Linked DNA regions of Homo sapiens: region 1 is linked to region 2. Evidence: read pairs that join two places in POLR2A ChIA-PET (ENCODE). Cell type or tissue: CD4-positive, alpha-beta T cell. All regions are shown on one strand. Links, peaks and the distances in the headings refer to the core of each region. The heading gives the core; the rest is flanking DNA.

Evidence for each region. ChIA-PET counts read pairs that join two places held together with the same protein. Peaks named below come from ENCODE experiments on the same cell type or tissue, not always from the same donor. Only the 100,000 strongest peaks of a DNase experiment are listed, where the experiment ranks them.
Region 1: POLR2A ChIA-PET joins it to region 2 with 8 read pairs; 9 of 35 experiments call an interaction of 5 or more read pairs at or near these places.

Annotation. Positions count from the first base shown.
Region 1 is chr13:98,451,568-98,466,234 of GRCh38, reverse strand. It overlaps STK24 (serine/threonine kinase 24), which reads left to right. Exons shown (of 11, transcript NM_001032296.4): 7 at 2,399-2,544; 8 at 4,338-4,461; 9 at 5,795-5,863; 10 at 8,931-9,067; 11 at 13,026-14,667. The coding sequence ends at 13,062. FARP1 (FERM, ARH/RhoGEF and pleckstrin domain protein 1) reads right to left here. Exons shown (of 27, transcript NM_005766.4): 27 at 11,059-14,667. Among named protein-coding and RNA genes, the nearest start is that of FARP1-AS1, 23 kb to the right of the region's middle. RefSeq lists an enhancer at 2,017-2,518 and a silencer at 7,506-7,800. In CD4-positive, alpha-beta T cell, for the core only: no CTCF peak of the experiment used is centred there; no DNase peak of the experiment used is centred there.
Region 2 is chr13:98,551,355-98,566,068 of GRCh38, reverse strand. The region is part of intron 1 of STK24 (serine/threonine kinase 24); the gene reads left to right. Among named protein-coding and RNA genes, the nearest start is that of STK24, 18 kb to the left of the region's middle. RefSeq lists a silencer at 2,560-2,854. In CD4-positive, alpha-beta T cell, for the core only: no CTCF peak of the experiment used is centred there; DNase peaks (open chromatin) are centred at 6,688, 8,548 and 9,008.

The sequences.
Region 1 (14,667 bases), core at 142-5,141, 94 kb after region 2:
TGACTTCTTTGGTTTGCAAATACATTTTAATTTTTAAGTATTAAAAATCTCCTTATTTTCTTTTAGATTTCTGCCATCTCATACTTCATTGAATCTGAAGAATATTCTCCTTAATATTAAATGTGGAATCATAAATGTTTAATATTTATAGAAGATCAGGCCATAAACTGTTACACTGTTTTTAATAATGGCAAAGGTTAGCTGGAAACAAATGGCTAAATATGTCTTTAAAGTAAATGTTTTCACTTTCCAGGTGGCATGTGTTAGGAAACAAAAGATTAGAAAATATAACCAAGCCACCCTCTGTGCTTCTTCCCCTCCCCTTCCTGCCTACTTTCTCTTTTTAGGTTTAATAGACTCTGGCAGAGCCATACAGCAGTAACGACTGTGTGGCTTTGCCTCATTTTCTGTCTGAATTAGGACATTTCTTTGAAAGTAGTGTGTGTGTGTTGGTGTTGGAGGTAGCACCATATGTCCTTGTTTTGTTTCTGAGTTTTCCAGCAGAGTTAGCTGAAGGCTAAGCTGAGCCCCCCTTTTCTTAACTCTTATGTAAAAATGGGTGGTTACTTTTACAAGAGCACCATGGTTTCCTAATATGCCAGTTCTGGTAAAGGAATTAAATGGGTAATGCAACATTTTCTAAGTACGTCTAAGGAGATGCAGGCTGAGACCACCACACCAGTGTTTGATGACTACATCAGCATCGGGTGGTGGTGGGGCTTGTCCTGCATGCCACGATGCTCTGCATTTTATTACACGATGATGTTTCTTGCAGCCATCATGCACCAGCACCAGTGGAGATGTGTGCAGGCATGTCTTCCCATACAAAGCATGTGTCCTGTATGGGCTTATGCCCCAGCACACAGAGCTCCACCCCACAGCTACCGAGGAGCTGGCTGAGAGGCGAGAATATGAGCACCTCCGGGGTAGTTGGGGTTTCACCCTTGGATGGACAGGGAGGGAGAATACTTGAGGTGATCCACGTTTCTCATGAGTTTGAATCTGAAAACATGCTTGGCTCTTGTAATCAAGCTTTTGTAATTTGGAGTGAGTGGGAACTTGGTTCGACTCGGTGTTTGGGTGTTCCTGCTGTCTGTTCCCATTTGGGCCATGCTGGTTTCCTTGGGAAGCACATTCCCTGTCACTATCGCCATCCTCAAGGCAGGCAGCTGACCAGGTGCTGCTTGCGGTGGCCATGCTGAGCCCAGGGCATGGGTGAAGTCCTCAGCCCAATCACAAGGGAAGGGAGGGAGGGACCTGGGAAATAGCCCTTCTAAACCGGGAAAGTTGGTGGTGAAGCGCATCCAGTTGCTCTTTCAGCAGACAGGAAAAAGGGGATCTCCTGGCTCCTTTCCAGTTTCTCTGAGATAATTCCAAATTGACATTTCTATTATATGGTTGGATGTGGCCAAACGTTAATACAGAAAGTTAACAAAGCAGCCCAGCATGGTGGCTCACATCTGTAATCCCAGCACTTTGGGAGGCCGAGGCAGGTGCATCACCTGAGGTCAGGAGTTCAAGACCAGCCTGGCTAACATGGTGAAATCCCGTTTCTACTAAAAATACAAAAAATTAGCCTGGTGTGGTGGTGCAGGCCTGTAATCCCAGCTACCCAGGAGGCTGAGGCAGGAGAATCGTTTGAACTGGGGAGGCGAGGTTGTAGTGAGCCGAAATCGTGCCACTGCACTCCAGCCTGGGCAACAAGAGCAAAACTGTCTCAAAAAAAAAAAAAAAAAAAAGTTAAACAACACAGAACATATATTTTGTCAGCATTTGTCATAAAGTATTTTATAAACTAGGAGATAAGCTTTTTTTTGAGACAGAGTCTTGCTCTGTCGCCCAGGCTGGAGTGCAGTGGCGCGATCTCGGCTCCCTGCAAGCTCCGCCTCCTGGGTTCACGCCATTCTCCTGCCTCAGCCTCCTGAGTAGCTGGGACTACAGGCGCCCACCACCACGCCCGGCTAAATTTTTTTGTATTTTTAGTAAAGACGGGGTTTCACCATGTTAGCCAGGGTGGTCTCGATCTCCTGACCTCGTGATCTGCCCGCCTCGGCCTCCGAAAGTGCTGGGATTACAGGCGTGAGCCACTGCGCCCGACCAGATCATTTAAGCTCTCTTAAATGATCCCTGTGAAGCTCTGTGCAGAGTTTTCTGTGAAAATGTATTTATTAGGGACATCCTTGGAAAGACAGTGCCCTGCCCACCATAGCACCCAGAGCCCAGGCGTAGGTCCTGAGCGACTCGTCTTTGGGTGAGTTGCAGTGAGAAGCGCTGTGGAGTAGAGAGTCCAGCCATCAGGTGTCAGTGTGGCGGTTGACATTTTGAGGCAGAAGTCTGTCCTTTGGGGTAGGACCAAGAACTTCATCTCATACTTTAATTGTTGGGTGTGTTTTTCCAGAGACCCACTGCTAAGGAGTTATTGAAGCACAAGTTTATACTACGCAATGCAAAGAAAACTTCCTACTTGACCGAGCTCATCGACAGGTACAAGAGATGGAAGGCCGAGCAGAGCCATGACGACTCGAGCTCCGAGGATTCCGACGCGTAAGTCGGCCCCTGAGTGACCCAAGCATGTGTGTGGGAGGGATCCGCTGGTCTTTGTCACTGTTTGGTGTGGGTTTCGTTTTCTGTTGAGTTTTTTTTTTTTTTTAGACAATCCAGGTTGGTGGCAATTGTTGTGTTAGACACAGCCTGGGCCTGTTTGGGAGTTGTTTAGCCTCTTGACGTTGCTGGTGGAGTTTCTGCGAGTGAACTCTTGTGGTAGAGCTGTGCATGGGGAACTGGACCTGGCTGTTTCATTCTGTTTTGTTTCGTTCTGTTCTGTTCTGTTTTCCATTAAACTTCCTGTTTGTAAAACCCTGATCAGGTGAAACTGCTTTACATGGATGTCTGAAAGGCCAGAAATGCATGTGTTTGTGATTCTGTATTGTGTCTGGTAGAAGCTTCTGTACCAGGAGTGGCTTACTGAGAATTGCTGTCAAGTTTGGCATCTAGGAATTCCCTTGGCTTAAGAGGCGGAGTGGGGCTGGAGCCATTTGTGTGGGGAGGGCTGGGGGAGGTGGTCGGGCAGACTTGTGTCTGGAAGTCCGAGCGTGGGACTCGTCTGTTCTCGTGCATGCCTTGGCAGAAGTTAAAGTTGGCCCACAGTGCAGGTCCATGTGCCAGGCCAGTTGAATGAGGATTTCCGGGGATGAGACCCTAAGTGGTTTTTCAGGGTCTCTAGGTGATTCCAGTTTAAAGCCAAGGTTGAGACCACTGCCCCCGGAAGTTCTTGAGGTACTGCCATTGGGAGATTGCTGGGGTAGCAACAGGGATGACAAGAGAAAGAGACTGGAGAGAGGTTTGGAGAGCCAGGACGCGGCGGTGGATTTGGGTGAAGGAGGGAAGCCAATGTTCCAGGCTGGGGCAGCGTGGCACCAGGTGTTGTGATGTGTGGTGCGGGAAGCCGAGTGTGGGGTGAACCGTGTGTGAGTCTGAGTTGTCCAGGAGAGACGTCCAGTGTGAAGTGGCACCGAGGTGTGGAGTTCAGGTGAGAAAGCTGGGCAGGTGAAGCGGGCTTAGGGGCCACTGCTCTGTGGAGGTCACTTGAGCCGAGAGAAAAAAGGGTGTCAGTTGGGGCATGTGGGGGAGTGAGGCTGGCCCCTAGGTGTGAGGGTGAGGCTCCGCCTGTGAGTGAGAGGGGAGAGGTATGGCCGAGGGGCGGGAGGAGGTGCAGGCTTAATGGGGCCACAGGCATCAGGGGATGATCAGCAGGGCCTGGGGCTCATTGCCTCTGAGGCCCATACAGGACAGGGAGTGATCAGCACACCATCATCTCATGATGGGGGAGGGAGCGCTCGGAGGGACACGGGTGGGCTTTGGAGCGAGTGGAGGGTACCAAATAGAGGCAGTGAGTGTGAATCCCAGAACCAGGGCTGAGAGATGGCCAAGGTGAGGCCAAAGTGTTGGAATGACAGGCATGAGCCACCACACCCAACACAGGGACATCTGCTTCCCTGGTGAGAGGAGGAGCCCAGCAGAGAGAAGCTGATGTCCCAGAGATGGGCTCCCAGGGAGGTGGGGGAGGTGTTCTCCGGGAGGAGGAGGAGGGTGGGCATGCACACACTGGCACGCCAGGGAGTTGTGGAACCACCTCCCGATGGTCTCTTCTCTGTGAGGGAGGAGGCGGGGGGGTCTTTGGGAAATCCCAGAGGGACTGGACAAGGGTGTGATGGGTGGGGACTTGGGGCTGGTGGGTGTGGGTTTAGAGGTCCCCAGGCGGCCTCCCCCTGAACGTCCCAGCGCCCCCAGAGCAGGTGTGCGAGCACTGATGGGATTTCCTGCATTTCTGTGTTAAGGGAAACAGATGGCCAAGCCTCGGGGGGCAGTGATTCTGGGGACTGGATCTTCACAATCCGAGAAAAAGATCCCAAGAATCTCGAGAATGGAGCTCTTCAGCCATCGGACTTGGACAGAAATAAGGTACGTCTGCTCACTCCAGAATGGCCACGCTGACCTCAGTCTGCAGTGTTTTGGAGGCACTTGTGTGTGAAGCTTGCTGTGGGTGCGGCTGGGGTCCTTTGTGGCAGCTGTCCTGGAATTTTGTTGCTAGGGGATGGGCAGATGAAGAGCTTTAGTTCTGTCTGATGATCCAGGTGTTCACACCAGGGAGTCTGGCCTCTGGTCTGTTTTGTGCCACTCTATTCTGCTCTCTGCAGCCCTGCTGTTGAGTTAGGATGTCCCGATGTGGCAATGTCATGGGGTTTGGGGGTGACCCGTGAAATGACTTCATAGCTCTGAGGGACTGTTGTGCATGTTGCGGTTACTTACATACATATCATAATTTTGTGACTGAGTTTTAAGGACCTTATAAGTAAATGCATTGCTTTTGATATTTATGTAAAACAATTTTGATTAATTGGTTTTATGCCTGTTAAATTTATGAAAGGCCATATATTTAGGGTCTTGTAAAGCATAGTGGTGTAGTTTCTTTCAGGCAGGGTGGGCCAGTGGCTGTCCCCTGTTGATCCTACAAGTCCCGCTTTGATAAGTGAACAGGTGTTAAATGTCCAAATAGAGGTTGCAAAAGTAGAAACTCGGTCTCTGTCCTAGACAGCCATTGGAATGGCCAATCTTGACCTGATTTCTATTTCCAGGGTTTCATTAGTAAAGTACTTTTCTCTCTCTCTCTCTCTCTCTCTTTTTTTTTTTTGAGACGGGGTCTCTGTTGCCCAGGCTGGAGTGCAGTGGTGCCATCAGAGCTCACTGTAGCCTCAAACTCCTGGGCTCAAGTGATCCTCCCACCTCAGCCTCCTGAGTAACTGGGATTGCAGGCATGTGACATCACGCCCAGTTTATTTAAAACTTTTTTTTTTTTTAATAGAAACATGGTCTCACTATGTTGCCCAAGCTGGTCTCGAACTCTTGGGCTCAAGTGATCCTCCTGCTTCGGCTTCCCAAAGTGTTGGAATGACAGGCATGAGCCACCACGCCCAACCAGTAAAGCACTTCTGCGTAGATAGCAAGACGAGGCAGTTCACCGCCTGTGCCCACACAGAGTCCCCTTCCACATGGAACCCAGATGCTGGTTTCCCCGGTGCGTGGGTTTTGCATGTCACTGCAGATGAAACTTTGAAGTCTAGTGAGAGGCAGCCGATAGTCTCCTTCAGATGTTATGGTGCGCAGAGGGTGTTTCCTCAGCGTGAAGTGTAGAGGCAACTCCTGCGCTTCCATAGTCCAGGTGGGAGGTTTATTAAATTATTGCCAATGTGAACGTCAACTGTTTCTGATGACCTTTTTTTCCCTCTCCCCCAAGATGAAAGACATCCCGAAGAGGCCTTTCTCTCAGTGTTTATCTACAATTATTTCTCCTCTGTTTGCAGAGGTAGGTACCTGGCTGGCCTTTTCGGAGTGGGAGGGGAGGGGGAAGGAGAAGCTGGACACACTTCAGTGGTGATGTTGCCAGTTAAGAGTTGGGGACATTAAGACAAGCTGGCAAAGGCTCGGAAAGCCTGCATGGTGCCTTCCCAAAGGCTGTCAGCACCACCTTGCGCCTCCCCTGTCCTGGGTGATGCCCACTCCGCCGCAGCCTGGAATGTGTAGACTGGATGACAGTGACCCAGCCCGAGACCCTGTGTCACCCGTTGCCCTGCTTTTTAGCAAATCTCATTGTGTACAGCCTGCTCTCTTTGCCTCAGACCAATTTCTGGCCATGTGAAAAGTAGATTCTTTCTTCTAAGGAGACGTTGGATGCCCTGGAGTCCTCCGGTTTCCCCTGAGCCACATGTTTCACTGAAGTCCCTCCTCTGCTCAGCAGTGCTGTGCTCCCAGCTGGGCCTCCCCACGCCCACTCCCTGCTCAGCCTCTCCCTCCCAGAGGAAAGTGCTCCCGTGGCCGTGTTTTGAGAGATTTTCAAAAGTAGGCTTTATAAGAATGAAGATTGTTCTGCATCTGGTTAGTAGCGGATTTGAAAATAAGTTGGAAGTCCCCTCTTTTCTTGTTGTGCCCCTTCCTGGCTGAGGCTGCCTTTGAGGTACTCACTGTGGGCCACACACGCATCTGTTTGCGTGGGGATCTTCCCTCTTTGGGCAGTTTTCCACTGCGGCTGTGTTTAGGGGTCCTGGTCCTTGAAGGGGAGGTGCTCAGGAGAGGAAGTGTCATAGGAGCTCATTCTCCTCCCCTGTGCCTGCGTCACGCAGCGGGGGACCCCCGGCCATGGGCCGTGCCTGGCCAGCCACGGTCCTGCCAGTGCCTCTTCCCAGCCCTCCAATAAGCCTTCACCTGTTGCCCTGCCCAGCAGGTGCCCTGGAGGGTTTGTCTGAGGGCCTCTGACCTGGCAAGTTCAGGGCCCGGTGGGAGCAGGGCTGTGGCCAGAGCCCGAGGCCTCACCTGCAGCTTCAAGTGGGAAGTAGCCGAGCCCGCTGGTGTCGGGGAAGCCACAGGGCACGCGGAGGCCCTGCTGGATGATGTCTGGCTTCAGCCCTGGCTCATGGTTCTGGGCACCTGTGTTCTTCCTAACTAGGATGTCCGGGTTGAGCGCCATCCTGCGCTTCATTTTGTCCCATGGGAGTTGGCCCCGTGGGATTTCCAGGCTGTGCTCCTGCGGCCCTGCCATTGGCCGCTGGAATAGGGTCAGTCAGGCAGTTAGGGAAAGTGCATGGACTTTTTCATTCTCCTGAGGCTGTTTATTTTTTTACTGGGCCCATGAAGCAACTTTGACATAATTATTCAGGACATATCCTAAACGCCGTCATATCCTGGATTTTCCAGGTAACCAATTGCTAAACTCACAGGCATCTTTCCCAATGTATTTTTAAGAATGATATTTGCTACCCTAGAGTTCAGAGTGTTTATTGTGTATTATTTCATACAATACTTGTAGAAGCCCAGTAGAAGGATTATATCCCCATGCTTACAGATGAGGACATTGAGGAGACGGGTGTTGGCGTCCCTGCTTTCCTTCAGGGAGCACAGGTCAGGTTGCTCCCTGAAGTCAGTGATGGGTCCAGCACGTTCCACACGGCAAGGGGACAGGCCCTCTCCCAGGGCGGCCCTTCTGCCGCCTTTGCTCCTTCTTTGAGACTTAGGGGCGGGGCATGGGCAGGAGGGAGAGTGCTGGATTGTAGCTGACCCTCTCGGGACTTGTAAATACTGTCAAGTGATTGGGAGTCCTAGACAAACACGAGTGGCCGCCTCGGGGCCGGCGGCGTGGCCCTGTGACAGCAAGAACTTCAGGAACAAATGCTCTCTACACCCACTGGCCCTCCAAGGTCAGACCCTTCTAGTTCCTGCCTGCCCCTTCAGTAGCGAAGAGAGAAGCCGTTGCTCTTAGGGCAGGGCTGGGTTTGGAAATGACAGCATGTGTTCAACAACCTGAAAACCAAGCTGAATGTCGCCTGAGATGTTTCTTTCTTCCCTGAAGAGGAGGCGGTGTCCATCACAAAGAGCCTCTTCTGTTGAGTTCTGAGCCATGCTGTATCTTGACTTGAACAGCTCTTATTTTCACAGTTCACGTTTTTGGGCCTCCAGAGAGAGACTTGGAGTTGACCTTCAACTGAGGGAAGTGTCTGAAGGCACTGTTGTGATTTCTCTTGGGAGTAGAGGTGCCAGGAAGAACACTGGAGATTCCCAGAATTTAAGGCTGCCACTTATTTACATGAAATCAAATATTTTGACTCTACTCTGGATCACAAAGGCAGTTTGCTGGAGTTTAAGAACCAACCCATTAACATTAGGAAGTAAGCAGTGTTGAGATCAGAATAACTTAGGATAGGCTTTGAAATTGCTTTTCTGGTACAAGGTTATGGTTGAAATAGGAAAACAGCACAGAGAGGACAGTCCATCACGGTGAGACTTGGGAAAGGCACACAGAGAGCTAGTCGTCTCTGTTCTGGCCTCGAACAGTAATGATTATGGTCTGATGATTGCCCTGTGTATACATAACTGCTCTCAGAGCATTTGAATCACCTTTCTTCAAAAGGAACCCGGGCCGGGCACAGTGGCTCACGCCTGTAATCCCAACACTTTGAGAGGCCGAGGCGGGCGGATCACTTGAGGTCAGGAGTTCAAGACCAGCCTGGCCAACATGGTGAAATCCTGTCTCTATTAAAAATACAAAAACTAGCTGGGCATGGAGGCAGGGGCCTGTAATCCCAGCTACTCGGGAGGCTGAGGCAGGAGAATCGCTGGAACCCAGGAGGCGGAGGTTGCAGTGAGCTGAGATCACGCCACTGTACTCCAGCCTGAGCAACAAAGCCAGACTCCGTCTCACAAAAAAAAAAAAAAAAAAAAGCAATTTGAAGTGGCCTGGAGCCCTAGCCAAAGCTTTTCCCGGACACCCTGGGGCTGGGGTAGTGTCGTGGTCCACACGCCGTGTTGTTCCTTGAACAGCATGCTTCCCAGTTTTGCAGCTGGTGTGCTTCATGCCATTCTTCCTGTTCGTGTGTTTTCAGTTGAAGGAGAAGAGCCAGGCGTGCGGAGGGAACTTGGGGTCCATTGAAGAGCTGCGAGGGGCCATCTACCTAGCGGAGGAGGCGTGCCCTGGCATCTCCGACACCATGGTGGCCCAGCTCGTGCAGCGGCTCCAGAGGTAACTACCCAGGGCCCCTCTGGGCTGGGGAAGGAGAGACCTGCACTTGGGCTGGGACTTAGTTGATGAGTTTGGTACTTGATTCTTGGCCTGTCTGTTCCTGTTATCTTGCAGGCCTCAGGGTAGACAGAGTTGAATTAGAGGAGACTTTGTTCTGAATTCTAGAAATCAATGTGAATGAAGGATCTGAATCTGGAAACTACTGGAAAGCCCACAGGACTTAGTGCATTTGTAGCTTTTGCCACATAAATACAGGGTGGTGGTGAAATACCTGTTTCCTCTTAATTATGCAGCTTAATTATTGGCCAGAGAATGATCGTTCTTAGCCAGATGTGTGTAACTATCTATCTGGTTTTCGGCTTTAAAGTCAAGTGTGAGAAATGACAGCAGCTTTGGTGTGGTCAACTCAGCGGGAGCGGGCGCAGGTGTGTTCCCTGTGTTAGCTGTGTGTGTCATGTCTGGAAGCCTCCTTGGTAGGGGTTCATCTGTGCCAGCCTGTAGGGAGCTTTTGTCCCTGCCCAGTGGCCCCACCTGTTGAATGCACTATGGGTGAGGACTCAGTGGGGTGACAGTTTTGCCCTCCCTGCCCCCTCCCAACTTGTTGTAGGAGTATCCATGGGAACCAAGCCCCTCCTGACTGCCATCTGGCACAAGTGCAGGCGTTTGGAGGCAGTGGATGTGTGCTGGGAAGCCGCTCTGTGTGACCTGAGGGTGATTTGTCACTGGGCTGTCCTCCACACCCCCAGGAGGACCAGGCGTGCTGCTGCCTTGACAGTTCATCTTCAGGTGTCCAGGCTGACACCTCCCAAAGCTGGCTGAGACTCTGTGATCATGAGGGGGATTTCTGGGTCTTTCCTGAGACTGCGTCCCACCTGACAGTACATAAAGAAGTTTTGCACACGTGAGGTCCCTTTTGCTATTTGGAAGTGATTGAAGGGGCTGCCTACTGTCCTGTGAAGAGCCCCTCTACGTGGGGACAGCAGGAGAAAACCACAGTTCTGATACTTCACGTTTATGCTTCTGAACTCGGGTTTCTTAGTAAGACATTTCAACTTTTTAAGTTGCTAGAAAATAAAAATGATCTACTTGGCTGCCTTCAATTTTGAGGCAATTGAAGGACGATCCCTCCCTCCTTTGATACTAAAAACAATATAGGAATAAAGGAAAATAGAATTAAAAAGTCACCCATCTTTTGCCTGAACACAAACTTTTTGATTTCTCAAACTTAGCATCACATACCTCATTCTAGAGGCATTTATTTCCCATTAGAAAGAGCTTTATAATAAAACAAATAGAACAAAACCAGAAACGGGTAGGATTGTTACTGTCTTGTTGGGCATTTTGCTCTCTGCTTTTGTAGTATTACTTTTAAAACCAATACTTTCCACACTGTCCAGAATTGCCTGAAATTGTTATGAACTGTTTGTTTATATACGTGACTTGATTTCCCCAGGGCAGCTCCAGGGCACAGAGTGTGTGGCTTGTATGTGTTGAACTGATCCACGTTTCCCATTCCCAGGCCCCTATCTCTCTGTTCCTCTTCTTTTAGTTGTTAAGGCAAGTTGATCTGTACCAGTGCTGGCCAGTAGAAGTACAGCGTGGGCCACACACAGAATTTTATGTTTTCTGCTGGATGTGGTGGCTCATGCCTGTAATCCCAATGCTTTGGGAGGCCCAGGCAGGAGGATCGCTTGAGGCCAAGAGTTTGAGACCAGCCTGGGCAAAATAGCAAGACCCTGTCTCTACCAAAAAAAAAAAATTTAGCTAGGCATGGTGGCTTGTACCTGTGGCCCTAGCTACTTGGGAGGCTGAGGCTGCAGAATTGTTCGAGCTGAGGAGTTCGCGGCTATGGCTGTGATCACGTTTGCACTCCAGGCTGGGCAACAGAGTGAGAACCTGTCTCTAAAAACCAAACAAAAAGAGAATTTTACATTTTCTAGTAGCCATATTTTTAAAAAGCAAAAAGAAGTGAAATTAGTTTCAACAATACATTTTTTAACCTGCCAGATCCAAAGTATTATTTCAACATTAATAACAACAATCATCAATAAGGTATTTTACATTTTTGGAGGGACCGTCTTTGGAGTTGGTGTGTGTTTTACACTTAGCACATCTCCATTCAGACGCAGCACATTTTACGTGCTCACTGGGCATCGTGGCTGGGGTTGACCCTATTTACCCTCGGGCGGGTCTGTAGCTACCTGATGTCTGTGTTGTGTTTAAAACTTTACTTTGCAGTGATGCATGGGGGAAGCCAAGTTGGTGCTCTCTTTCCTTTGTCTGTGATGAGGAGTGCCCTCTTTCCTCCTCTGTCCTCAGATGAGCTGCCTCTTGAGGTGCTTATCATCTCTCTGCAGGCTTGGCTGTGGTACCCACTTCTTCCTTCCCTGCTCCTGAAGCTCCCACTGAGCGTTCACCCCGATGGCTGCCAAAACCACGGTGGCCATGGCTTAGACTTCCTGCCAGTTTTGCTCCAAACATGTTGTTTCAGTGGATGGCTGTAGGAAAAATGAGAGCCGCCTCTCCTCTGAAGCATTTTCAGAGCCTTTCTGTCTCAGCTGGAATTAATGTTTGGATTCTTTTGTGTGACATCAACTCATCCCGTGATTTAGTCATTTGTATTTCTTGATAGTTGAGTCTTAGGCTCCGTGGCTAATGTGTGCTTTTGGGAGGACCTTATGTAACCATTTGTTCTCTGGGAGAGATGCCAAGTATTTCAAATGCCTGAAAAGAGGAGCTCTAGATTGGAACGTTTGAGATAAGCCTGGTCAAAGACATCCTCAGCCATCTCTCCTGGACCTGTGATTTGGAGTCTGTTGTAAAATGGTTGAGGGAATTGTGGTCATGAGGGGACCCCGTTCTCACCCTTTGTTGTCTTCTGAAGACAATCTTGTAGAATTTTTGGAAGACACAGAAATTACCCATGATCCCACCACTGTAGCCCAAATCTCATCAGCATCTTTGGGTGCATTGCCTTCTGTTGTCATACCAGGTCATAAACTTACTGAATTCTCTTATCTACCTTATAGTGCAAAGAAGATTTTTTAGAATTTCTATAGTACTTAATTTAGGATACAGAAGTTGTTCATGTAAATATACTTATATAGTGCACATATACAGGCTGAATATCCCAAATCCCCAATCTGAAACTTTTGAGCGCCAGCATGGGGCTCAAAGGAACTGCTCTCTGGGGCATGTCAGATTTCGGATTTGGGGCTGCACACTGGTAAGTATAATGCGGATATTCCCAGATCCAAAGCCAGAAGCATTTCAGATAAGGGATGCCCAATCTGTAATTTTGTATGTACTTTTAAACTTGTACATATTTTTAATATTGCTTTAATATATATATGTAAATACAGATAATTACCATTTTTAGTCTGTTATTTCAGTTTGTATAATTTACTTAACTGATTCTGTACTGTTGGGCATCAGAGTTGTTTCCAAATTAGTGTAATTACGAAAATCCCGAGAGACATCTTTGTGCAGACACGTTGTTCCTGCTTTGGACCATATTTCGGAAGCAGTTCTAGGAAATAGATTCTTGGACTGCATCACTATTTTTATGGCCAAAATGGGTTTCCTGCCCTCACATCGGGAATGCATATGCATCCCTGGAATCTTACTGTGTCATCATGTATGGATCAATGTTCACTTTTTGACAATTGATCGTAAGTAAAAGGGATATGATTTCCCGTTTTATTCACATCTCTCCAGGGAGGCTGAACCCATTCTTGGTTTTTGGTGACATGCTCTGGAGTTTTTGTGTAAGAATCATGATCTTCTCAGTCTTTATATGCATTCTTTTAAAATTAGACTTACACATTGATATTTGCTCCACTTATTTTTGTATGACTTGGAATTTCTTATGAAAACTAAGATTTTGGTTACTATATGAATTTTTGCACAGGGATGAGAAATGACATGTGTTGACTTCTCTCTCTCTCTTTTTCCCTAGATACTCTCTAAGTGGTGGAGGAACTTCATCCCACTGAAATTCCTTTGGCATTTGGGGTTTTGTTTTTCCTTTTTTCCTTCTTCATCCTCCTCCTTTTTTAAAAGTCAACGAGAGCCTTCGCTGACTCCACCGAAGAGGTGCGCCACTGGGAGCCACCCCAGCGCCAGGCGCCCGTCCAGGGACACACACAGTCTTCACTGTGCTGCAGCCAGATGAAGTCTCTCAGATGGGTGGGGAGGGTCAGCTCCTTCCAGCGATCATTTTATTTTATTTTATTACTTTTGTTTTTAATTTTAACCATAGTGCACATATTCCAGGAAAGTGTCTTTAAAAACAAAAACAAACCCTGAAATGTATATTTGGGATTATGATAAGGCAACTAAAGACATGAAACCTCAGGTATCCTGCTTTAAGTTGATAACTCCCTCTGGGAGCTGGAGAATCGCTCTGGTGGATGGGTGTACAGATTTGTATATAATGTCATTTTTACGGAAACCCTTTCGGCGTGCATAAGGAATCACTGTGTACAAACTGGCCAAGTGCTTCTGTAGATAACGTCAGTGGAGTAAATATTCGACAGGCCATAACTTGAGTCTATTGCCTTGCCTTTATTACATGTACATTTTGAATTCTGTGACCAGTGATTTGGGTTTTATTTTGTATTTGCAGGGTTTGTCATTAATAATTAATGCCCCTCTCTTACAGAACACTCCTATTTGTACCTCAACAAATGCAAATTTTCCCCGTTTGCCCTACGCCCCTTTTGGTACACCTAGAGGTTGATTTCCTTTTTCATCGATGGTACTATTTCTTAGTGTTTTAAATTGGAACATATCTTGCCTCATGAAGCTTTAAATTATAATTTTCAGTTTCTCCCCATGAAGCGCTCTCGTCTGACATTTGTTTGGAATCGTGCCACTGCTGGTCTGCGCCAGATGTACCGTCCTTTCCAATACGATTTTCTGTTGCACCTTGTAGTGGATTCTGCATATCATCTTTCCCACCTAAAAATGTCTGAATGCTTACACAAATAAATTTTATAACACGCTTATTTTGCATACTCCTTGAAATGTGACTCTTCAGAGGACAGGGCACCTGCTGTGTATGTGTGGCCGTGCGTGTGTACTCGTGGCTGTGTGTGTGTGATGAGACACTTTGGAAGACTCCAGGGAGAAGTCCCCAGGCCTGGAGCTGCCGAGTGCCCAGGTCAGCGCCCTGGACTGCTTGCGCACTTGCTCACCGAGATGATGCAGTTGGAGGTTGCTGATCTGTGCGATTGCTGTAGCGGTTGCCGGGGACCTTAAGAGTTATTTTGCTTCTCTGGAAGGGGCCTATGCTTGCTAGGCAGGCAGCCAGTGTGTCTGTTTTTCTTGGTTTGCTGTGGGACCTTGCTTGGCGAGGGGGAAAATCTCTGGGTTTCTGGAGTGGGAGGGTTCGTGCAGCAGCTGTTGACTGGTACATGAAGCATTCTTTTATGTTTGTTGAAGCTGATGATTGACATCTCCCGTGGGTGTGCCAGTTCTTGTGGAGTTAAGACAGGATTTTTGGAAGCAAGGAAGTTAGTGGGTGAGCTTGGGGATGTAGCTCAGCTATCTGCTGGTCTAGTGGCCTCTAAGCTATAGGGAGGGGACAGAGCCCTGAG
Region 2 (14,714 bases), core at 6,008-11,007:
GGAGGGGCTGGGCCTTCTTGGTGGCGGTTGTCTGCGTGAGAGGAGGTAGCTGACCTTGGCTGCCACCCCCATGCCTACCGCCTGGTGCTGGAGCAGAGGGAGCCCTGGGCCTTCAGCCCACCGGGCTGGCACTGCGCTGTCTGTGCACTCCTCCTGATCGGGAAACTTGTTCCTGGATTATTTTTAACTGGCTTCCTGGAATTTAGGATTGTGGGTGTGGGGGGCGGTGACTTGGACTTTCAGATGTTTTCCTTGTTCCTTTATCTCCATTCTCTGTAGTGAGCTCTGAGCCCCACCTCCTTAGGGTGGGCATGGAGCTGCTGACTGGCTCCTGTTCATTGCCTTTCAGGTGTTGCCCAGACTGTGTTGTTTTGGATGGTGAAGAAATAACTGAAAAAGTACCCTCTAATCGAATATAATTTTTTTTTTTTTTTTTTGAGATGGAGTCTCATTCTCGTGCCCAGACTGGAGTGCAATGGCACGATCTCGGCTCACTGCAACCTCTGCCTCCCGGGTTCAAGCAATTCTCCTGCCTCAGCCTCCCAAGTAGCTGGGATTACAGGCACCCGCGACCACACCAGGCTAATTTTTGTATTTTTAGTAGAGACAAGGTTTTGTTTGCCCTGTTGGCCAGGCTGGTCTCAAGCTCCTGACCTCAAGTGATCCTCTCGCCTTCGCCTTCCAGAGTGCTGGGGTTACAGGTGTGAGCCACCGCGCCCAGCCCTCTAATAGAATATAAGGCCACTCAGTGTCACCTGGAGGGGTTGGTAAAATGCAGACTACAGGCTCTGCCCTGCTGCCCTGGAGTTTCTGATTCTGGGCGTCTCGGAGGGAGTTTGTGTTCTGAGCAAGTGTCCTGGTGTATTGCCGCCTCGAGGATGACACTTTGAGAACCACTGCGCTGGAGAATCAAAAAAGAATCCTGAATCCTCATTGCTCCCCACTCTAGTGAAGCACACAGTAGCCTTGCCCATTTGAAAAGCAGAGCAAGCTACAATCAGTGCTTGCAGCCTATGGCTTGTATTTCCAAAGACTGACTTTGGAACCGCTGACCTAACTTTGGGAATTGAATAGGCCTGTAATTATAAGACTCATTAGAGCCTTTGCGATTTTAGCATGTATTTATAAACCTGTTGGGGGCAGAGGATGTGTGTTCCATGTCTTTTTGACCTTGGAACCTTATTTTTATTTTTAGAAATGGGAATCTCGCTATGTTGCCAAGGCTGGACTTGAACTCTTGGCCTCAAGCAGTCCTCCTGCTTCTGCCTCTTAAGTAGCTGAGATTACAGGCTTATGCTACTGCGTGCCACTTGGAACCTTATTTCATAAGGAGTGCATCTCTCAAGATCTAGGGTGCAGTAGTCTTTTTGGAAAACCCCGAACTAGAACAAATGCTCTGAACCTGATAATTCTCAAATTTGTCAGGATAACTTTTCTTAACTGTGGTATTGCCTGCTGCTCCTGACTTCCTGATCAGATGTAGACGCCAGCCTAAAACTCAGGGCCTTTTTTAGTACCCAGCTTCCTCCTCTCTGCTCTTCAGCTCCTCTGCCCTGGGTGGGCTCAGCTCCCTGTGCTCCTCCAAAGCTCAGTGCCTGTTCCTGGGCCTTTGAACCTACCCCTCCCCATGCTCAGCCACTGCAGGATTCTCAGACTCAGTACCGCTTGCCTTCCTCTGCCTAGGGAGCCCTCGTAAGGGGAAGCCCCCGAGCAAGCTCTGTATCATCTGTCCAGCTCCTCTTAGCTCCAGGTGCTGGGATGCCGCAGGGGAGAGAAGGGCATACCCGCCGGTGTTTTTCCCACTGATGAAATGACCGTCTTTGGTTAGAATTGATTTTCTTTTCTCGGTAGCTGTTGTATTTAACACTTAACTAAATGTAATACTATACATATATTTCAGAATGGGAAAAAGTATTTCATATCAGTAGAGTTTTCAATGTTTGGGATGTTGGCTTTTATGTATAGTTGATTTGACTTTTGATTCAGAAGTGATCTCTATTTCTCTGTTATCTCTCCCCCCCATTTATTTTAATAATGTCGTCTGTTATTAGGGTGTACTGGATTTAGTTACACTTTGATTTTACCAGGCTTTCTTATTTGAGGGTTTTGGGGTTGTTGGCTTTGCTTTTGGTTTTAAGTGCATTGTAGTTTTTCTGAGGCTTGTTACAATTCATTACATGAGGAATTGGAAACTTTTTTTTTTTTTTTTGAGACGGAGTCTCGCTCCTTCACCCAGGCTGGAGTGCAGTGGCGCGATCTCAGCTCACTACAAGCTCCGCCTCCCAGGTTCATGCCATTCTCCTGCCTCAGCCTCCCGAGTAGCTGGGACTATAGGCACCCGCCACCACGCCCGGCTAATTTTTTTTTTATTTTTAGTAGAGATGGGGTTTCACCATGTTAGCCAGGATGGTCTCGATCTCCTGACCTCGTGATCCGCCCACCTCAGCCTCCCAAAATGTTGGGATTACAGGCGTGAGCCACCACGCCCAGCCTGGAAATGTGTTTTATACGGCATTTTAAAATACAAGGGTAAACAGCACATTATACAGACTTAGGGGATTGACCACATCAGGAAGAGGAGTTACAGAGATTTGCGCTCTTTTTTCCCTTTGTTATCGAAGAATCTGAAGTCTTTCTAAAACAACTTGTGTCATTCAGAATGCCTTCCCCTGCTTTGTCTTCTGCAAGAAAAGACGAGCTTCTGTGAAGTGAAACTACTTGCATTTCCTGGCCTCGGTCCCCCAACTGCCTGTGTTTATCTCTGAAGAATAAAGGCAGAGGATGCGATTGAAGTGTGCCATCTAATAGCATCGGTATTCTGGGTACACACTCCCAAAATTGACCTGGGGCCATCGGTGCTAGCCTTGGATGTTGTGGGATGGGATTTCATTTCCCTGGAGGCATAAAGTGATCACATAGTTTAAACAACTTCAGTTGAAAACTAGTTCTCCAAGTGGCATCCCTGGTTCCTTCCTCTGGGATGCATTACTGTGTATGTTGTGGAGCAAATCGTTTCTTGGGAGGCCTGAGAAGGCTTGAGAAGCTTCCCAACCCCCAAATATACAGACGTTTCTGTGCATGCAGGTACGTTCATATAAAATATGTTATTTTCTATTTTTAATTTTTTTTACCTTTTTTTTTTTTTTTTTTTAAGAGAGGGAGTCTCACTCTGTTGCCCAGACTGGAGTGTAGTGGTGTGATCTTGGCTCACTGCAACTTCTGCCTCCTGGGTTCATGTGGTTCTCCTGCCTCAGCCTCCCGAGTAGCTGGGACTGCAGGCGCCCGCCACCACGTCCGGCTAATTTTTTTGTATTTTTAGTAGAGACGGGGTTTCACCGCGCTAGCCAGGATGGTCTGGATCTCTTGACCTCGTGATCTGCCCACCTTGGCCTCCCAAAGTGCTGGGACTACAGGCGTGAGCCACTGCACCCAGCCTGGAACCCTTTTAAAGTGATAAACACCTCAGTACTTTTTACATGGCCTGTTGCATAGATGATTTCTTAATATTAGCTATAGCAATCAAATGAGAGTGTTTTTGAAATTCCCCGAAAATAATTCTTCTTGAGTTTGTCATTTTATGTCAGAGTAGTAGTAATTCCGTTCCTTTCTGCTGGAGGACTTGTGATAGTAAGGGCCTTTGGAAACCAGCAGAACAGCCAGTTGCTTATCGGCTGTGGTGTGCGAGTCCCGTTTCCTACCCTGGCCCCGTTATGCGTACATGGTCTATAAAAGAATCATGTGAAGTGGGGGGTTGAGGATTGTACAGAAATGGGAACCTTCACCCAGAAAAATATCTTCACTCCATCTCCGTTAAAGTATTTTTAAAGCAAAAGCATCTAGAATCCCAGTACTTGAGTATGTAGTTCTTCCTATTTTATTTGCCAGTTGTCTGCGTACACACATTTCCTTAAGTAATTGCAGTCATAATGTAGGTACACGTTGATATTGTTCCTCATTCAGCATTGTGTCATAAATATCATCCCACATTTCCATATGGTTTTCATGATGATTGTTTTACTGTCTTAACTGACTTCTGTGCCTCCTTTAATACAAGGCGTGTCACATCTTTTTTTTTTTTTTTTTTTTTTTTTGAGACGGAGTCTCACTCTGTTGACCCAGGCTGGAGTGCAATGGTGGGATCTCGGCTCACTGCAACCTCCACCTCCCGGGTTCAAGCGATTCCCATGCCTCAGCCTCTGGAGCAGCTGGGATTACAGGCACGTGCCACCACACCTAGCTAATTTTTGTATTTTTAGTAGAGATGGGGTTTCAGCATGTTGGCCGGGCTGGTTGGTCCTGAACTCTTGACCTCAGGTGATCTGCCTGCCTCCCCCAAAGTGCTAGGATTAGTGGCAAGAGCCACTGCACCCGACCAGCCCTGCCCCATCTTTAGGACAGAGGAGTACCAGCCAGAGATACATACTTGTTTGGCTCTGGCCAAACAAGTTAGAAAGAATAACCTTGCTGCTTTCTTTCTTTCTTTCTTTTTGAGACAGTCTCACTCTGTTGCCCTAGCTGGAGTACAGTGACGTGATCTTCGCTCATTGCAACCTCTGCCTCCCGGCTTCAAGTGATTCTCGCGCCTCAGCCTCCCCAGTAGCTAGGATTACAGGTGTGTGCCTCACGACCGGCTAATGCTTGTATTTTTGGTAGAGAGGGAGTTTCACCGTGTTGGCCAGGCTGGTCTTGAACTCCTGACCTCAAGTGATCTGCCTGCCTCAGCCTCCCAAAGTGTTGGGATTACAGGCATGAGCCACCGTGCCCGACCTCCTTGCTGCTTTCTTTTGCCTTTGGAGAAAGAAAAAATGACTCTCCTCCTCTCATCCCTGGCAGTGCTGTTGGAAAGCAGTGTGTTATTTAATGAGTTTTATGTAGTTAATTGCTTTGCCTAGGTTGCTAAGTGAGAATACCCACACGGTGGTGTTACACTTACACTCCTGCTGGGCACCTTACCCCTTGCCCAGTTGTATTCGAAACAAGGATCACTGCCTGCAGACTGGGGTCCACACATATACTCCTTGAGAGTGTGAGCATTCACTCAAGACAGCAGAACCACTGTCCTGGCTGTGTCTAGGCTCTGGCTAACTTTGAAGTGGCTGTGGGAGCCTGAGGAGGACAAACAGTTAGAATTCTGCCTGACTGAATTATGGTTTTTTTTTTTTTTCTTTTTTTTGAGACGGAGTCTTGCCCTGTCTCCCAGGCTGGAGTGCAGTGGAGTGGAGTGCAGTGGCGTGATCTCGGCTCACTGCAACCTCTGTCTCCTGGGTTCAAGCAGTTTTCGTGCCTCAGCCTCCTGAGTGGCTGGGACTACAGGCATGTGCCACCATGCCCACCTAATTTTTTTGTATTTTTACTAGAGACGGGGTTTCACCATGTTGGTTAGGCTGGTCTCGAACTCCTGACCTCAAATGATCCACCCACGTCGGCTTTCCAAAGTGCTGGGATTACAGGTGTGAGCCACCGCGCCTGGCCAGAATTATGTTTTTGATTGTCTTTTAGATGAATCTTTTATAAATATATGGTAAATAGTCTGGTTTAAAATAGCTCTTATATCTTGTGTTTCTTTTCAGCCTGTTGATTTAGTTAAAAGTCTCAGATGAGAAGGAGATTTGCAGGATAAGTGCCAATATTATGACTTAAAATTACTGCTCTGAATGAACATTCACCCCAAAATAGGACCAGTCTGCTTTTCAGCATAATCATACTGTATGCATTTTGAGTGGCAGGGCAGTAGTCATTGAAATAATACATTCCTTGTATAAAGTTTTCATCCCGTACAAGGTGCATAAGTGGGTCAGGGGCAATATTGAGCCATAGCGTTGAGCAGCGTTGAGTGGATGCTTGGCTGTGCCCAGTGACCCACGAGGACTGGAGCGTCGAGGGGAGGTGTCTGCCTGTTGGCACTGAGACTGTGAGTAGCTGCACATCATTTCAGGGTTTGCTGTCAACCGGCTTCAGATCAGTTTAGATCTCACCTCCAGAGGAGTTGGAAAAACTGCTGGTTTTCGGAGACTTTTGGATTTTGAAAGTTTGGATAAGGGACCTGGACCTTTACTACTACACTTCTATTATTACTGTTTTTTTAAGAGATGGGAGTTCACTATGTTGCCCAGTCTGGACTTGAACTCCTGGGTCAAGTGATCTCTCCTGCCTCAGCCTCGAGTGGCTGCAAAAGCAGGGACTACAGGTGCATGCCACAGTGCCTGGCTTTTTTTTTTTTCCTTTCAGTGATATGAGATATGAGAAGTTAGTGCTCCTGAATTTTGCTGGAACTCATTTGCTTTTTCTCTTTGTTCAGATTTTCAAATTTTTGTTTTGGTATGATTGGTTGTCTTTAGTGATTTAACTTTTGTGAGAAATGGAAACTATTTGGATAGAAGTACACTTTAAGAAAAAGAGGGAGTGTTGTCAGGCTTTGTTGTAAAGATCTTTGCTATTTTACGAAAAATGGTACGTAAGTGTAGACTTTGTGGCCATTTAATCGCATGACAAAAACTAGGAAGGGATTGTATGAGTCCATTTTCATACTGCTATGAAGAAATACCCGAGACTGGGTATTTATAAAGAAAAAGATTTAATGGACTCATAGTTCCACATGGTTGGGGAGGCCTCACAGTCATGGCGGAAGGCAAAAGAAGAGCAAAGTCACGTCTCACATGTCGGCAGGCAAGAGAGCGTGTGCAGGGGAACTGCCCTTTATAAAACCATCAGATCTTGTGAGACTTAGTGTCATGCGAAGAGGATGGGAAAAACCCTCCTGTGATTCGGTTACCTCCCACTGGGTCCCTCCCACAATGCATAGGGATTATGGGAGCTACAATTCAGGATGAGGTTTGGGTGGGGACACAGCCAAACCATATCAGGGATATATTAATACACTTTTTTCTTTTTTTTTGAGACGGAGTTCGCTCTTGTTGCCCAGGCTGGAGTGCAATGGTGCAACCTCCACCTCCTGAGTTCAAGAGATTGTTCTGCCCTCAGCCTCCTGAATAGCTGGGATTATAGGCATGTGCCTCCATGCCTGGCTAATTTTGTATTTTTTTTTTTTTTTTTTTTTTTTTTTTTTAGTAGAGACAGGGTTTCTCCACGTTGGTCAGGCTGGTCTCGAACCCCCAACCTCAGGTGATCCGCCTGCCTCAGCCTCCTAAAGTGCTGGGATTACAGGCGTGAGCCACCGTGCCCAGCCTAGGGATATATTAATATTTTTATTGTAATTTACTTCTGTGGTCACCATTGTTTGATGCAAAAAGAAGCACAGTTTTTCAATTGTAAGAAATAAAGTTTAAAATATGTGGACTGTTCCCAAATACATTCCCGATTTCACTTGTAACTTTGTTGGTTAGTCGCCTGCATATTTTCGTATAGAAAGGAGTTTGGAAATAGCAGTTAAGTTGTGAGGCTAGGCTAGAAAAGCCTTTTACTCCAAAGTCTATGTAAACTATAATCTTAAGAGTTAAGTTCCTGGTTCTGAAGGCAGGAAGCTAGTTGGCATAAGAGAGTTGGAGGAGGAGGAGGAGTTTTCTTTATGTTTCTGGGTGCAGGTTTCTGAGTTAGTTTAGGTTGGTCTTTGGGGCTGTGCCAGGCCTGGCTGTGCCCTGCAGTACCCCCTTCTCCATTGTAGTGCCCTCCTGGTGTTGTACCGCTCTGGTGTTTACTGCATTCCTCTTTGCTGCACCCCCTCTAGTGGGTTCAGTAGTTCCCATGAAAACAGGATTCCTCCTGTCAAAATTGCTCAGCTGGATGCTGGGAAAGTATTCCTAATAGTTCATAAAACCGGTAGGCCTTCTTAATTATGGGAAGAAAGATGTGTGTTGATCTGAATAGATATCTAATAGGTGGTATATCAGCCAATGTGTAAGGCATAGGAGATGGTGTTTAGAGTTGAAGAGGGATCTGTCATACGTCTGGTGCAGTGCTGGCATTGGGATTAGATGACTAACAGCTCCGTCTTCAAGGAGCTTATGGCCCAGTAGCAGAGGCACATGTGTCGCATACATTTCAATGGGAAAAAATGCATTTATGGAAGTATAAGGCTCAGAAGTAGCGCAGAGGAGGGGGTAATTAAGTATCTAGACCTAGCCGGCTGAAGATTAATAAAGGAAACAATGGCTGAGCTCTGTTCTAGAAGAATTTCTTTTAAAGGCAGAGGGCATCCAGACAGATTAGAATGTTCAAAAGCATGGTGTCTTTAAATGGCACAGAGTGTTTGGAAAAATACAAGGAATCCAATTCTGCCGGACTTAAGGGGAAAGGAAAGAGAACAAGACACATATGTTGAAGAAGGTAGTCCAGGACCAGATCATATCAGGTCCTAAAATAAGTGCTCCCAGACTACCTTGTCATTATCACCCATGGGACCATGCTGAGTGGTTTGGGCTTTAGCCTATTAGGTGATGTGACATTTCTGGGAAATTTGAATTGGCAGAATGAGACCCATTTTGGGCGTTGACAGTTTGGTGGTTAGACTGGAAAGGAAGGAGGCTGGTCCCCCAGCTAGGTCTCATTGCGGTTTCCCAGGTAAAAGCTGATGCCAGATCGAACTGTGCCACCAGTGGGTGGGGAGGAGGAGGGATTTGAGGGAGGGAGCTGTGGGGGTGAGCGGGGCAGGCTTCAGTGATGATGGTGATGGAGGGAGGGAGGTGCCCTGGGGCGAATGAACGCACCCACGCACCCAAGTCCTTGGGGCTGATGACTAGCATGGAAGATGAAGATCCTATGTAGATAAGGAATTCTGTTTCAGATGAGTGGATTGTGGGCAGAGGAAATGAACAGGCAGTTAGAAATATGGGTCTGGAGCTGGTGGAAGAGTTCAGGCTAGAGACTGAGTCTGGTGACTGATTAATTAGGTCATTTGTGCTAGCAACATGGGACGGCTGTTATCACTATACAGAGGGTGATTGAAGAGGGAGTAGCCTGTGTTTCAGATCCCAGACTTCATCACACTTGGCTACTCCACCTAGCTTTACCTGCTAGGCAAAGCAGGTTCTGCTCTGAATGTGAGCCCCAGAGTGTCCACACGGCAGCAGCATTGGCTCAGGTGGATGGATGGGGTGCGAGGTGCTGTGGGTGGCTGATCACCAGTGGGAACAGTGTGTCAGCTGGTCGTAAGTCAAGAGTAGCTTGTAATTTCTTAGACGACAGGAGTTCCTTTTAACAAATTTATTAGACAAATCATGTGTCTGAGCTCCACATACCTAATATATACATCATTTTGACCCTGCATCTCTTGTCCAGTTTAGTGGTGGTCACTTCCGAAGTGGGTCCTAAAGTAGTTTTCCAGTGAGTTGCATAGCAGAATTTAAGGCTGTTTAAACAGCCTCAGTCTTGGTTGCACCTGCAAAAATCGGGTAGAAGCCTCTAGGTGAGTTAAACCCAGCAGACTTTCATTTTAACCCAGGTGGGTGATTCTGGGCTTCCAGTGGTGCTGCTTTTACCATCCCTGGTTTGATGTGGCCCAGGGTGGCTGGCATGACCCTGGCTGGTGTTGTTACTCACCATTGGGGCACATACTCATTGTGTTACAGTGATTTTTTTGTTGTTGTTGTTTTTCAGTTGTAGGCAAAAGAACAACAACCTCAACTAGTTTAAGCAAAAAGAAGAAGGGGAGATTCATCTGCTCACAGCACTGAAAGGGCTGCAGTGGGCTTGACTTCCAGTACAGTGGAACGTGAGGGCTTACTTCTTAGGCAGGTGTGCCCCAGCCGATGATAAAGGCGGCTGCCCGCAGCACCCAGCCTTAATGATGTGATCCTGGGGGACAAAGAGCACCTCTTTTTCAGTAGCTCTAGCACAAGTTCTTAGGCAATGCTGAGCGTCCTAGCATAGTCCTTAACCCTGGACTGATCCCTGTGGCAAGAGGAGTGGGGCTCTGGCCAATCCATGCCCCCTGCCAGCCCTGTTGGGGAATCCAGGCCATGCGACTGACAATTCCCCGGGGAAGGAGGAGAAGTCAGGAAAGATAGAGTTCTTCCTGAAGTGGGTCCTGAGTATGGGACCGAATTTCTTATCCGGGCATTTCGTCAGGTATATGCTGATAAAAGACCTTATCTAGAGAAAGGAAGACATTTACATAAGACAGGGAGGCTGGTAGCCCGCACGGTGGCTCACGCCTGTAATCCCAGCACTTTGAGAGGCCGAGGCGGGTGGATCACAAGGTCAGGAGATTGAGACCATCCTGGCTAACATGGTGAAACCCCATCTTTACTAAAAATACAAAAAAAATTAACCGGGTGTGGTGGCGGGCACCTGTAGTCCCAGCTACTCGGGAGGCTGAGGCAGGAGAATGGCGTGAACCCAGGAGGCGGAGCTTGCAGTGAGCGGAGATTGCGCCACTGCACTCCAGTCTGGGTGACTGAGCAAGACTCCATCTCAAAAAAAAAAAAAAAAAGACAGGGAGGCTGATATGTGTAGGACGTTTTTAATTGGTTAAAACCAATCAGGAGTTTTCTGTTGAGAGTGAGGTTTTTATTTATTTATATATTTTTTTTATTGAGACGGAGTCTCACTCTGTCGCCCAGGCTGGAGTGCAGTGGTGCGATCTCGGCTCACTGCAAGCTCCGCCTCCCGGGTTCATGCCGTTCTGCTGCCTCAGCCTCCCGAGTAGCTGGGACTACAGGCGCCCGCCACCATGCCTGGCTAATTTTTTGTTTTTAGTAGAGATGGGGTTTCACCGTATTAGCCAGGATGGTCTCAGTCTCCTGACCTCGTGATCTGCCTGCCTCGGCCTCCCAAAGAGCTGGGATTACAGGCGTGAGCCACTGTGCCTGGCCGAGAGTGAGTTTAAACATGGTTATCCAACAATAGGGTTGTGTGTGCTGCCTGGAAGGCAGGGCATATTGTGCCAGTTATACATGAGGGGAAAAGGGATGGCATGAGCTCAGCGTTCACTCTGTAAAGAGCAGGTCATGATTATAGTCAGCTATGATGGTGGCTAGGTTATAAGATACACACTAGACCAATCAAGTGTAATAAGAAAAGATAAAAGCAGTGTTAGGATATTTTGGGTGATCATGTTCTTAAACTATTTTTTCTTTCTTTTTTTTTTTTTTTTTTTTGAGTTGGAGTCTCGCTCTGCCTCCCAGGCTGGAGTGCAGTAGCACTATCTCAGCTCACTGCAACCTCCATCTCCCTGGTTCAAGTGATTCTCGTGCCTCAGCCTCCTGAGTAGCTGAGATTACAGGTGTGTGCCACCATGCCTGGCTAATTTTTGCATTTTTAGTACAGACTGGGTTTCACCATGTTGGTCAAGCTAGTCTCGAACTCCTGACCTCAGGTGATCTGCCTGCCTTGGCCTCCCAAAGTGCTGGGATTATAGGTGTGAGCCACCGCGCCTGGCCTAACAATTTTCTTTAATATTTGAATGACTTAAGCATTCTAAAAATGCCAGGTTTTTAGTTTGTTTTTTATTTTTGTAGAGGTGGAGTCTTACCTTGCTCAGGCTGGTCTTCACCTTTTGGCCTCAAGCAATCTTCCCACCTTGGCTCCCAGAGTGCTCAGATAACAAGGATGAGCCACTGGCAGCTGGCCTAAAATGCCAGGTTTAATGGGGAAAGGGATTTTGGAGTTTTATCTAGGTGATTTGCTTTTAGTTGATTTAATCTGTGAGAGGTGCAGTGTTTTAGATAACCTGGAGGTCTGGAATGACCATGAGTACAACTTGGCAGGTTACATTGGAGCGCCTGTGTTGTTGCTGTTTTAGTCAGAGGTAATTTTAGTAATTAAAGTGAAATGTCCTGTTTTAAAGGAAGTTCTGTTCTGTAAAGAGCAGTAGGTATTAAATGTCTTTGGGAAGTATGGACTCTTTGGGGGGTTTCCTGGAATAATGAGGACGTTTGTTGTTATTTTTTCACAGCCTTGTATTTCAGTTTTTTTCTTTAAAGGGAGTAAGTTGCATATGGGGGGCTTAAATGCTTTATTGACAAGAAAAAAAACTGCACCAGGACCAATTCATCATCATCATCAGCTTCCTCCCCCTTCTTTCCTTCCTTTTTTTTTTTTTTTGAGACTGAGTCTTGCTCCATCGCCCATCACCCAGGCTGGAGTGCAGTGGCGTGATCTCGGCTCACTGCAGCCTCCACCTCCTGGGTTCAAGCAGTTCTCCTGCCTCAGCCTCTGGAGTAGCTGAGATAACAGGCACCTGCCACCACACCTGGCTAATTTTTGTATTTTTAGTAGAGGTGAGGTTTTACCATGTTGGCCAGGTTGGTCTCGAATTCCTGACCTCAGACGATCCCCCCACTTTGGCCTCCTAAAGTGCTGGGATTACAGGTGTGAGCCACTGCGCCAAGCCTCCTGTTCCTCCTTTTTCTTGCTTTTTTTCAGCCTGAGCAACTCTCTTTGTACTTCATCGGGCATTCCTTCAGCCCAGCCTGCAGCAGGATCCTTCTCATGCTGCGCCTCCTTTTCCTAGGCTACTGGGCATCTGCAGCAGTGTTGTCTCTCCCATCCCTCCCAGTCTCTGTGCAGCATCACCCACGGATAGGCCGGGATGTTTTCTTTGAATTTTGGGTGATGCTCAGAACAGAACTGGAAAAAGGCCAAAGGAGGCCTCTTGGGTGCCTGGAATCCTTGAGCTACTTTTTCGTTCCTTGGTGGAGGGATGTAGGTTTCATTTCTCTTCCTGACAGGCCTGGCCCGCCTTGTCTGCGTCTTCACCTTTCCTTTCTCTTTGGCGGATGTGGCCTTCCACCTCTGCCAGCACCTCTGAGAAAACTCGGAGGAGCTCCCGAAGCCTCTGGGCACTGCTGCTTGTGCTCCCCACCGGCAGGTTTGCACACTAACGCATGTGATGACATTGGCCCCTCGGCTTCTGGGGACCTCCTTCACCCTTTCCTCAGCAAGGCCCAGAGTTGCTGAGTGCCCGTCCGGCTCTCACGCACCCCACAGGGACTCTGGAGCTTAGCCTACCGTGGTGGCTGTCATTATTTTTTAAATAAATTTTTTTTTAGAGCAGTTTTGGAGCACAACAAAATTGAGTGTAAGGTGCAGAGATTTCCCATCCCCTTGGCTCCCACACCCACGGGGTCTCCCCTGGTGTCAGCATCCTGTGCCAGAGTGGTACGTTTGTCACAGCTGATGAGCCTGCGTTGACATGTTGTCATCACCTGAATCCATCGCTGACGGTGGAGCTCACTCTTGGTGGTGTATGTTCAGTGGGTTTTGACAAACGTATAGTGACATGCATCCACCACTGGAGCGTCCTACAGGATAGTTCCACTGCCTGGAAATCAGTGAGGGTATCCTGAAAACGTGTCCTTTTGGCCCTACTCAAGTGGTTTTCTGCAGATGCCATCTTCCCCTTGTTGGCGTCTTCGGTTTCTGACTAGACCGAAGGCAGTTTCTCTGGAGTGGCAGATCCTGGGTCCCCGTGGCTGGTCTGCCACTCAGAAAGCTGCCTGCCCTTGGGGTTCTCAAGGCGCCCTCGGTAGCCACCCTGGACCTCCACAAGGTCAGATTCTAATGGGCAGTTCTCATAGCTCTTTTTGGTGCTCTGCTCCCCAATTCACTTCGAGGCCAGGTTTAAAAGCTGAGTGCATGTCCTTCTCTAAGGAGGACCTCCTGCTTTGTTTTCTCTGCCTCAAATTTCCCTTAGTCTTTTCCCAGCTGGGTTGAGTGGAAGAAGACCTCCGCCGGCTTAGCTGCAGATGGTTTGCCTCTCTGCTGTCCCGTAGCCACTTGTGTCCCCAGCTGGCCTGTCCCCACCTTGCTGACCACACCTTCTCCCATGTTTCTGATCAATTTGGTACCCAGCGTCCAGGGTCTGCGTCCCTTCCCATCATCCTTGTTCCTGTGGGTGGTCGTTGTAGGGAGGGGAAAATACCCCATAGTGCCTCTCCCTACTGATGTAAAGATTCCTTTTAATAAAAATCAAGCTATTATAAAGTTTAATTTATTCAAAATATAGAATCAATACATGACTAATTGTTTAAAAATTAGACAATACAGAAGCATGATTTTATTCCCCAGGGGTAACTAATGTGGAGAGGAAGGATTCTGTGGTTCCCTTAACTGCAAAGGATTGTTCACTATCGTACATTTAGAGCTGAAGAGAAGGCTTGCGAAGGCCATTTGACTTTTTTTTCCTTCCTTATCGCAGCAGGTCCATCAGCAATGTCACGAACCTCTAACCAAGACCCCTCAAGCAATCCAATTTCTGCAGCACTTAAGTGCTTTTCATACTCCTGATGAGACATGATGCTCATTTCTCAACAAAGATTTATTGAATGTCTGCTATGTTTAATGCACCATGGTGGAGCCTGGGGAAGATGCCTACGCCATACCTGCTGTCCTTAATGAACTCACAGGCCAGCTTCGGGCAGACATTCCAGCAAGCATTGGAGTCCAGGCTAATAGTAACCAGAGAGAGGTACAAACTGGGTGAAAGAAAGGAACCCTTCCTGGAGGAGTCAGCATTTGAGCAGTTCCTGAAGGTGCTGGTGGGTAGAGGGCATTCCAGGCAGGTGGGTCTCTTCACAGAGTGGACTGCAGTTTGGGTTGCCTGACAAAGATGAGAAGGGTTAGGTTTTTCCTTCCTCCCTCCTGCATGAAATAATGGGAAAGAAGCCGTGATAGAAAGATTTAGTTTGGAGTAGGATAAAGGTGCTAAGAAAAAAAAAAAAAGAGAAAGTATGACGGGGGTTCCAAGTCTCCTTAATGGATTAGATAACTCAGAATAGCCTTGAAGAAGGCTTGGTGGCCTCGTAGCTTATTTCTGA